Linked DNA regions of Homo sapiens: region 2 is linked to region 1. The links are chromatin loops, found by intact Hi-C in ENCODE. Cell type or tissue: left ventricle myocardium inferior. All regions are shown on one strand. Links, peaks and the distances in the headings refer to the core of each region. The heading gives the core; the rest is flanking DNA.

What was found. A loop is a pair of places that touch in the nucleus more often than their neighbours do. Peaks named below come from ENCODE experiments on the same cell type or tissue, not always from the same donor. Only the 100,000 strongest peaks of a DNase experiment are listed, where the experiment ranks them.
Region 2: a loop joins it to region 1, with 2.0 times the contacts of the local background. A loop is called at or near these places in 32 of 110 quality-filtered maps.

Annotation. Positions count from the first base shown.
Region 1 is chr9:15,208,846-15,214,227 of GRCh38, forward strand. It overlaps TTC39B (tetratricopeptide repeat domain 39B), which reads right to left. Exons shown (of 20, transcript NM_152574.3): 4 at 5,294-5,382; 5 at 2,421-2,552; 6 at 1,243-1,319. Among named protein-coding and RNA genes, the nearest start is that of TTC39B, 96 kb to the right of the region's middle. In left ventricle myocardium inferior, for the core only: CTCF peaks have their summits at 2,797 (motif pointing right) and 3,010; no DNase peak of the experiment used is centred there; H3K27ac peaks cover 778 bases.
Region 2 is chr9:15,312,150-15,317,531 of GRCh38, forward strand. No RefSeq gene overlaps it. Among named protein-coding and RNA genes, the nearest start is that of TTC39B, 7.6 kb to the left of the region's middle. In left ventricle myocardium inferior, for the core only: no CTCF peak of the experiment used is centred there; no DNase peak of the experiment used is centred there; H3K27me3 peaks cover 465 bases.

The sequences.
Region 1 (5,382 bases), core at 238-5,237:
CAAGTTCTCCAACGTCCATAACAAGTTGATAATACTCATCTAACAAAATAAACAAAACTTCCTAATAAAACACACTCAAAAATATGTCTGACATACACTTGACCATTAGAAACTACTCTGACAGCAATATCCAGAATTGCTCTTGCTCTAATCAGCCAAAGCTACTTCTAGTAGCTTTGTATTTTGTGTTCTCTAGTATGGTATATTCTAGTATTTTGTGTTACCTCTTCAGAGAACATGTTTGACAATGGCAATACAGGCACAGATTCTCCTGGGATGGCAAAAGCTTTATTCTACAATAGTGACATTTGAAGGACTTTTTTTTTTCCTTCTACAGGAATATTTAGATGCTCCTTTCTTGTAAACTATTGTGGACTAGAGTGTAACACTGAAAAGACAGAACTGATCATGAACCTTCTGCCCTAGTCCCAGGGGGCACGTCAAGCAATTGACAGCAACAGGGGTCATTTCCTCCCATCTATCTGATCAGGGTGCCGCAGCCAGCCATTCCTGGATTCTTGAATATTCCTAAATGTCCACAAACCAAGCATCTTCCATACTGTGAAACATTATCATTTTTAAAAGATATCAAAATTACTTTCACTTTGAAAAAAATGTTTAATAGCTTGTGGAAAACTGAAACTCTCAAAGATGAATGCTAAGAATATAAACTGACCTATATGTAGAAAAAAACTGGGAATACCTATAAATATTGTAAGTTTTCAAACTGTCAGTCCTGGTTCTTCCACTTTTAGGAATCTATCTTATGAAATAACTTTTTAAAATGCATGAATCCATATGTATAAGGATTCTAGGACACCATTATTCATATCAGTGAAAAAATAAAAACCATAGAGAAAAGCCAAGTAAAGTACAGTATATCAATCCTATGGAATACCACACAGCTGTTAAACACTCACATGTAACGATCTGGGGAAGTGTCAATGTCAAATTCACATTGTAGGACAACACCTATTATGTGATTCTATGCTTGCAAAAAAAAAATGAACAATCCATGAGCAACAACAAAAACCTTATGTGTACCTTATTTATGTATTTGAGTATGTACACAGAAAAGGCTTCAAAATGAACTATTAACAATGATTTCTTCCAGAGGGTGAGTATGATAGGGAAGAGAAAAAGACATTCCATTTACTTTATATACTTCAGGATGGAATTTTATGAGATGATCATTTAACTATTAAAATCAAGGAAAAAAGTGATCTTTTAAATGACTTTTACCTTCACTCAGTTGCTCCAGGGATCCTCTAGAAAGAAGACTTGAGAAAGATTCTACAACTGTGTATTTTTTCCTGTATCTACATTGAATAAATAAAAAGGGAGATAGAAAATAGAAAAAAAAAATCAGGCTGAGCTCATTTTCATTTGACGTTCATTTCAGTCACTATCACACCAAAGAGTCAAAAAGCTGAAACTCTAAACCCTGAAGTCTATAGGACACAGATCATCCTTTTCCAACACTCTACATGCAGCACTGGCTAGCCATTTGTGGGAACTCAGTCTGTGCTACTGAACACCACGTGGGGAAACCCACACACACCAATGAAAACTAACCTCCAAAGTACCTTCCCTTATCCCTATAACTAAAATCAGTATTTGTGGTAAAATTCTCCACAGGTTAAAAATGAAGTTAAAGTGCAATATTTGGAAGCTCTCTTCATTTGAGGAGCTTACAACACAATTACATCAGGATGTAATTTCACCCATGTTAACCTTCTGATCATGAACCTTCTGCCCTAGTCCTATGGGGGGCACATCAAGCAATTGACAGCAACAGGGGTCATTTCCTCCCATCCATCTGATCAGGGTGCTGCAGCCAGCCATTCCTGGATTCTTGAATATTCCTAAATGTCCACAAACCAAGCATCTTCCATACTGTGAAACACCTATCATTTTTTAAAAGATATCAAAATAACTTACCCCTTGAAAAAAATTTTGATAGGGTCTTCCTATACACACAAAGTAAAGCTTAAAATAAAACTAAAAATCTATCTCATTTTCACCAAACAAAAGTGTTCAAAAACAGGTCCTTCTTAAACAAATAAAACATTCCCTCATGAATTTGCATCTCCCACTTAAAACAAGAATGTTCCTTGTGTGGCTTGGTTTGGCATGCAGTACCTAATGTCATCTACATTGAGAGATGCTTGCTGCTAATCCCACTGAAATCCCCCCGAAATCCCCCCCAGATCTCTGTAGCTCAGACCCCAGGCTATCAAAAAGAAAAGTGGAATATGTAGATGCCAAATGGGAATCCTTCAGCTTCGAGGCTGAATTTCTTTTCTGTAACTGTGGCCAATTTCAAACACAGAGCTTTTGGTCAGGCAAATGACATTATTTTTGTCACACAGGCATAAAAGTTTGCAGTCACATCTTAAGTATTTAATGACTCGTCATACTTTTGGCAGGTTTGTAAAGCGTCCTTCATGGCAGAAATGCCGTTCTGGATGTCCTGTTGCTCGAAGGTCAGGACAGCCTGCAACACCACAATGGTACTGTAGCCCAAGGCATGGTACATACTCTCCTTAGCCCTGGGAAGAACACAGGGAATTCAGACATTTTAATTCAATGGAAATACTGATCATAAGAAATCCTAGTAAATGCATGTCCTGACTTGCACAGTAACCTTTATTCCTTCACCATAATCACTGAAATTATATGGGTGGTGAAAAGTAACCTCTTAAAAACTCAAGTACCAAGGACTTTCCAATGTAAACCCACACAGGCAGAACAAAATGTTCCAGGTTGAAGGGGACAATATGCATTTCCCTATTTCAACACAAGAGGGCAGCCTGCAGGCAGATTGCAAGCAAACTGTTTTCTGTTGAAAAAGGGGCAGCACACGGCCTTTGGCTCTGAAATAAGTGCTAAAATAAAGGCCGCTGGAAATGTATTTTTTGACAGAGAGATTCTGATATATTTTTTCAAAAATAAAGGCTTATATAAAATAATCCCTCTCCTCGCCAGCCAAAGGCCAAGAGCAAACAAGATTTTGGAATAAGTTAGGCTGGTCACAAGAGCCATGACCAAAGTAGTTGTCAGACCTTGTATCTAGTCTAATCCCATTATCTGAAGTTCCTGATTAAAGTTCTTGATATTTCAAATCATCAAGTTACAGTGAGAACTGCTTCAGGATTCTTAAGGATGTTAACTAGAACTAGTCCTAATAGATGGCAGACATCCAGATTCTCGGGCTATGAGAACATCATTTATTTTCTCAAAACTTCTTAAGCTGTATTAATTATTTATAAGGTTTAAAATGGTAATGCATGGTTTTGTTTTTAATTTAAATATTAATGCATAACAGCCTGCTGCCATGCAAAACAAATGCAAGCCACATTATTCTTTGCCTCCATGGAAATAGTCTAAACATCCTTTGGTAATTTGCAGCTTGTCCTGAACATTGAGGGCACTATCTGTTCAAAAGAACCACAAGGAATCAGAGCAGCCCAAAGTTAATCATTAATTGTGGTTTCAAACCTCACATTTTTAACTGAAAGCTCTTTCAAGAAGCAAAAAAAAAAAAAAAAATGATTCAAGTGAGGGAAAAGTATTTTTATTTATTTAATTTTTTTTGAGACAGAGCTTCGCTCTTGTTGCCCAGGCTGAAGTACAATGGCACAATCTCGGCTCACCACAACCTCCGCCTCCCGGGTTCAAGTGATTCTCCTGCCTCGGCTTCCCGAGTAGCTGGGATTACAGGCATGCACCACCATGCCTGGCTAATTTTTTGTATTTTTAGTAGAGACAGGGTTTCTCCCTGTTGGTCAGGCTGGTCTCGAACTCCCGACCTCAGGTGATCCATCTGCCTCGGCCTCCCAAAGTGCTGGGATTACAGGCGTGAGCCATTTAAACACTGAAACATGTACAAAAATCGGAGACTAACCTGACTGAACACAACACTAAATCACCTATTTTCATTCCATGTTATGACCAGCTGTGTGTCAGTGGCAGAGAAAGACTCGTTTGAATAAAAATCAAAGGAGATAATGGATACAAAAATACAGTTAAATGGAAGCAATAACTTCTAGTATTTAATAATAGAGAAATTATAATTAACAATAATTTATCATTATTTCAAAATAGCTAGAAGAGAATAATTATAAATGTTCCTGACACTAAGAACAGATAAATGTTTGAGGTGATGGATAACCCAGTTAACCTGATCGATCACTGAACACTGTATACAGGTAAGGAATTATCACATGTACTCCAAAAATAGGTACAACTATGGCTCATCAATAAAAGCATTTAAAAACCCAAAGAAGACAGGCAAGTAGGCTGAGAAAAGAGAAGGAGAGACTGAGAGAGGGAAAGACAAGCAGACAAAAGGAGGTAGAGACAGGAGACAAAGAAGTCTGAGGGACAGAGGAGGACAGAAGGAAAAAAGCAGAGGACAGGCAAGGTGGAGATTGTGAGGCAAATATTGAAGACAACACTGGAAAATTTCCTTAGACTACAGGGCTTCATTATCGATTTCATCATTTGTTCTTAACCTGTGAAACAATAGCTGACCCATCTTGATTACAGCTATTCTAAATCTTAACACAATTACCATAGCAGCTCCTCAGCAGGTCAATCAATCTCTAAGATTCACATGACCAGAGTCCAGTCACCCTGGTAACCACTCAAAGTAAGGAACGAGATTGCCGACTTTTATGCCCAAGTAATCTTGGAAATTATCATATGAGGTCTAAGCTTCATCTAAGCAAGTGTTTGAGGGCACAATGTACGATTATTCTTGTCAAGACAAAGGCCGAGTAAACAGGCAAGCACAGGTTTTATTGCCACATCTGAAAACTTAACAGGTACTATTAATTGAAATTAAATTGCTTGTTTTTCGAACAAATAGAGAACCCCAATAATAGTCTTCTTATCTTAAATTTCTTAATAGCATTGAGATCAGCATATTCTGGTTTTTCCCCTCCCCATTTCAAAGGAAAATTTTCTCAATAATATTTAAAAGGAACAAACATAAAAACATTTCACTGAAGAAAGCAAAATTGAAGCCTTATAAAACTACTTATAAGATGACAATATCTGAACAAGAGAGATTAAAATATGCAAAACAATCAGAAATTTTCTATTAATTATATTTGAAAACTCAGATTTCTAAATTGAATTTTAAAAGTGACCAAAGTAAAGAGGTCTGAACTAAATTAGCTTATCAATATTCAGATGGGAACAGCTAAATTAATTTACAAGCATGACATCAAAGAATCATCAGAAACATCTGAAAGATATTTTATCTAAAAGAGACAAAGTAAATTACCAGGGGCGAAGCAATTCTAAGGCGTCTGTAAATTTGTTGCTTAGAAATAAGTTCAATGCCACAGCACATTCTTCGAGGCCACTCTTGAG
Region 2 (5,382 bases), core at 176-5,175, 100 kb after region 1:
TTCCATGAAGGCTGAGAGAGGTGAGAAGGCTGTAGAAGAAAAGTTGCAAGCTAGCAGAGATTGGTTCATGATGTTTAAGGAAAGAAGCCATCTCCAAAACATAAAAGTACAAGGTGAGGCAGTGAGTATTGATGAAGAAGCTGCAGCAAGTTATCCAAAAGATCTAGCTCAGATCATTGATGAAGTTGGCTACACTAAACAAAAGATTTTCAATGTAGACAAAACAGCCTTCTATTGGAAGAAGATGCCACATAGAATTTTTGTGGCTACAGAGGAGAAGTCAAGGCCTGACTTCAAAGCTTCAAAGAATAGGCTGACTCTCTCATTAGAGACTAATGCAACTGATGACTTTAAATTGAAGCCAATGCTCATTTACCATTCAAAAAATACCAAGTCCCAGCCGGGCGCAGTGGCTCACGCCTGTAATCCCAGCACTTTGGGAGGCCAAGGCAGGCAGATCATGAGGTCAAGAGATTGAGACTATCCTGGCCAACATGGTGAATCCCTGTCTCTACTAAAAATATAAAAATTAGCTGAGGGTGGTGGTGCGTGCCTGTAGTCCCAGCTACTCAGGAGGCTGAGGCAGGAGAATCGCTTGAACCCGGGAGATGGCAGTTGCAGTGAGCCAAGACTGTGCCACTGCACTCCACCCTGGCAACAGAGCAACACTCCATCTCAAAAAAAAAAAAAAAAAAAACCAAGGCCCTTAAAAGTTATATTAAATCTACTCTGCCAGTGCTCTATAAATGAAACAACGAAACTTGGATGATGGCACATCTGTTTACAGAATTGTTTACTGAATATTTTAGGATCACTGTTGAGACCTATTGCTCAGAAAAAAGATTCATTTCAAAATATTGCTCATTGACAATGCAGCTAGTTACCCAAGAATTCTGATGGAAATGTACAAGGAAATTAATGTTGTTTTCATGCCCACTAGCAAAAAATCCATTCTGCAGTCCATGAATCAAGGTGTAATTTTGACTTTCAAGACTTAGTATTTAAGAAATACTTATTTCCTAAGGCTATAGGTTCCATAGATAGTGATTCCTCTGATGGATCTGGTAAAGGTATATTGAGAACCCATAAAGGATTCACTATCCTAGATGCCATTAAGAACATTTGTAATTCATGGGAGGAGGTCAAAATATCAACATTAACAGGAGTTTAGAAGAAGTTGACTCCAGTCCTCATGGATGACTTTGAGGGGTTCAAGATTTCAGTGGAGGAAGTCACTGCAGATGTGGAAGAAATAGCAAGAGAAGTAGAATCAGAAGTGGAACCTGAAGATGTGACTAAATTGCTACACTCTCATGATGAAAATTGAATGGATAAGGTGGTGGTTTTTTTGGTTGGTTTTGTTTTGTTTTGTTTTGTTTTGTTTTGTTTTGTTTTAGAGATAGGGTCTCACTCTGTCACCTAGGCTGGAGTACAGCAGCATAATCATAGCTCACTACAGGCTCAGACTCCTGGGCTCTAACAATCCTCCCACCTCAACTTCCCAAGTAGCTAGGACAACCAGCAAGCACCACCACCACACCCAACTGATTTTTTTCCTGTAGAGATGAGATCTCACTATGTTGCCCAGACCAGTCTTAAACTCCTGGCTTTAAGCAATTCTCCTCTGTTTTAGTCCGTTTTCACACTGCTGTAATGACATGCCGGAGACTAGGTAATTTGTAAAGGAAAGAGGTTTGACTCACAGTTCCACATGGTTGGGAAGGCCTCAGGAAACTTACAATCATGGCAGAAGGGGAAGCAAGCACATCTTACATGGCAGCAGGCAAGAGAGTGAGCGTGTGTAGGAAGAGGAATAGTCAAACACTTAGAAAACCATCAGATCTTGTGAGAACTCACTCACTGTCACAAGAATAGCATGGGGAAACCTCCCTCATGATACAGTCATGTCCCAACAGGTCCCTCCCTCAACATGTGGGGATTGTGGGGATTTTGGGGATTACAATTTGAGATGAGATTTGGGTGGGGACACAGAGCCAAACCACGTCATCCTTCCTCAGCCACCCAAAGCACTGGGATTACAGGTGTCAGCCACCATGCCTAACCTGGAATTGTTTCTTATGGATGAGCAAAGACAGGGTTTTCTTGAGATGAATGTACTCCTGGTGAAGATGCTATGAACATTGTTGAAATGACATCAGCTAATTTAGAATATTACATCAACTTACTTGATAAAGCAACAGGGTTTAGGAGGATTGACTGCCATTTTGAAAGAAGTTCCACTGTGGGTAAAATGCTATCAAACAGCATGGTATGCTACAGAGAAATCTTTCTTAAAGCGTTAACAGATACCAGGCATGGTGGTTCACGGCTGTAATCCCAGCATTTTGGGAGGCTGAGGCGGGCAGATCACCTGAGGTCAGGAGTTCGAGACCAGCCTGGCCAACATGGTGAAACCCTGTCTCTACTAAAAATACAAAAAATTAGCCAGGCGTGATGGCACATGCCTGTAATCCCAATCCCAACTACTTGGGAGGCTGAGGCAGGAAAATCACTTGAACTCAGCAGGCAGAGGTTGCAGTGAGCCAAGATTGCACCATTGCACTCCAGCCTGGGTAACAAGAGCAAAACTCCATCTCAAAAAAAAAAAAAAAAGTTAACTGGTATAGCAGATTTCATTGTTGTCTTATTTGACTAAGTTGCTGTGGCTTCCCCAGCCTTCAGCAATGACCAACCTGACTAGTCAGCAGCCATCAACAACAGGGAAACCTCTTCCACCAGCAAAAAGATTACAAGTCACTGAAGGCTCAGATGGTTGTTAGCATTGTTTAACAATAAAGTATTTTTTAATGAAAGTACATACATTTTTAAGACATAATGCTATTGCATATTTAGTAGACTACAGTGTAGTATAAAGTTATCTTCTATGTGCGCTGGTTAATCAACAATTTTGTGGGACTTACTTTATTGAAATATGTACTTTATTACAGTGGTCTGGAACCAAACCTGTGATATCTCCAAGGCATGCCTTTATGTACCGCCTCTGTCCTGAGGAGACCTCCCCAGGTCTCTGATTCTGTTGTGCGTTTTATTCTGGCATCTTTCTTCTCATATTGCTAGGATCTTTTATTGTCCCACAAATCCAAATATTCTCTACTTTTTGGAGGATACTAGCATCTTTTAAAAATGATATTCTCATTGTATTTCCTGCATAGTTTAATAAACCAGTAATTATTTTGACCATCTTCAGCAATTCTACTCTCACTGCCTCTTTTAGGCCTAGCATTTACACTTCTGATTGGGCACTTTGGGTTTATATTAAGCAGCTCCTAAATTCACCTACCTATAGAAGGAGTCACAGATACAAACCTTTGTAAGAGTTACTCATAGTAACATTTATATTCTAAAATCATTAGCTGGGTGTGATGGCACGTGCCTGTAGTCCCAGCCACCTTGGAGGCTGAGACGGGAGGCTTGCTTGAGCCTATCAGTTTGAAGGGCTGCAGTGAGCTATGGTCACATGACTGCCCTCCAGCCTGGGTGACAGAGTGAGACCCTGTCTAAAAAAAAACAAAATACAAACAAAAAAAAATCAGTTATGACTCAGCACTATAATGATTAGTTCTAAGTGTCTCTAAAAAACAATGTTTCGTTGCCAGGTGCGGTGGCTCACGCCTGTAATCCCAGCACTTTGGGAGGCCGAGGCGGGCGGATCATGAGGTCAGCAGATCAAGACCATCCTGGTTAACACGGTGAAACCCCATCTCTACTAAAAACACACACAAAAAAATTAGCCAGGCGTGGTGGCGGGCGCCTGTAGTCCCAGCTACTCAGGAGGCTGAGGCAGGAGAATGGCGTGAACCCTGGAGGAGGAGCTTGCAGTGAGCCGAGATCGCGCCACTGCACTCCAGCCTGGGTGACAGAATGAGACTCTGTCTCAAAAAAAAAAAAAAACAAAACAATGGTTCGCAAGCTTGAACACACACCTGGAACTCGTTAAAACACAGATTTTTGGCTCCAATCCCCAGGGTCTCCAATTAGGTCAGTCTGAGGTAGGCCCCACTTGCTGCTGCTGCTGCTGCTGCCGCTATGCAATCACGTTTTGAGAACCACTGTTCTAAATCATGGCAAGCAATTTGCACCCTTTCAAGCATAAGCAGCCTACCTGGCTTCCAGATGTAGCCCATCAACTACGAGTTCAGGAGGAAAGACTAGAAAAGTACTTTTGTGTTGTGCTATGGTTTGAATGTTTGTGTCCCCCTAAAATTCATGTTGGAACCTAATGCTCGATGTGAAAGGATTAAGAAGTGGGGCCTTTGGGGAAATGATTAAGTCATAAGTCATGAAGTCTCCATTTTTATGAATGGGAGTAGTGCTCTTATAAAAGAGGTTGAAGGGAGCTGCCTTGCCCCTTCTACCATTTGAGGACACAAACCATCTCTAAAGCAGACGGTGGGCCTTTACCAGACACTGAATCTGTTAGCACTTTCACCTTGGCCTTCCCAGCTTCCAGAACTGTGAGAAATAAATTTCAATTATTTATAAATTAGCTAGTCTATTTTATTTTGTTATAGCAGCCTTCACGGACTGAGACATGTTGCTACTTAGCACATGTGGTCTAACCTAAATGAAAAGCTGTAACAATTTTTCCCTTGGTATTTTTCCTTCAATAAGGAAAAAAATCTAAGCACTGATCTTAGGAGCAGTTTAGGGATGGTCAGAATCTTGTAGCCTCCAGCTGCAGGACTCCTAAACCATAATTTCTAATCTTGTGGCTAATGTTAATCCTACAAAAGCAACCTAGTCCCCAGACAAGAAGGAGGTCGGTTTTGGGAAACGGCTTTCGTCATCTTTGTTTTAAACTATAAATTAAGTTTCTCCCAAAGTTAGTTCAACCTAAATCCCAAAGTGCTGGGATTACAGGCATGGGCCACTGTGCCTGGTTAAAGTGAAACAATTTATGTGACTTTTTTTCATGTGACTCAATAAAACCACTTTATTTTCATAAAATTTTATTTTGTCTGATTGACTGATAAATATACGTAAAGCTTGGTTCTCACTGCTCCAAGCCACAGCCTGACTCCACACAGATAACAGACCATCAGTAATAAAGCCGCATCTCCTAGTCCTTGAGACCTGGGTTTCTGACCTTGAACAGTTTACTTCCATTCTTTTCGTGCCCTGTGTGTGTGTGTGTAATACAGAATGAGGGGTTAACATATATAACCTTCCATATCTTAAAGACTATGGTTCTGGGATTCTAGAGATTAGACTGAAGGAAGACCTTCTTGATCCACAATTATAATGGAAACTGGGATGTGGTGACTGGAATTAGCCAAGAAGATGATTTAACACATTCCTAAAATGACAGATATCTTAAGTAATTTCCCCCAAATGTCATGCTAGCTACTGTGTTGGGAAGAG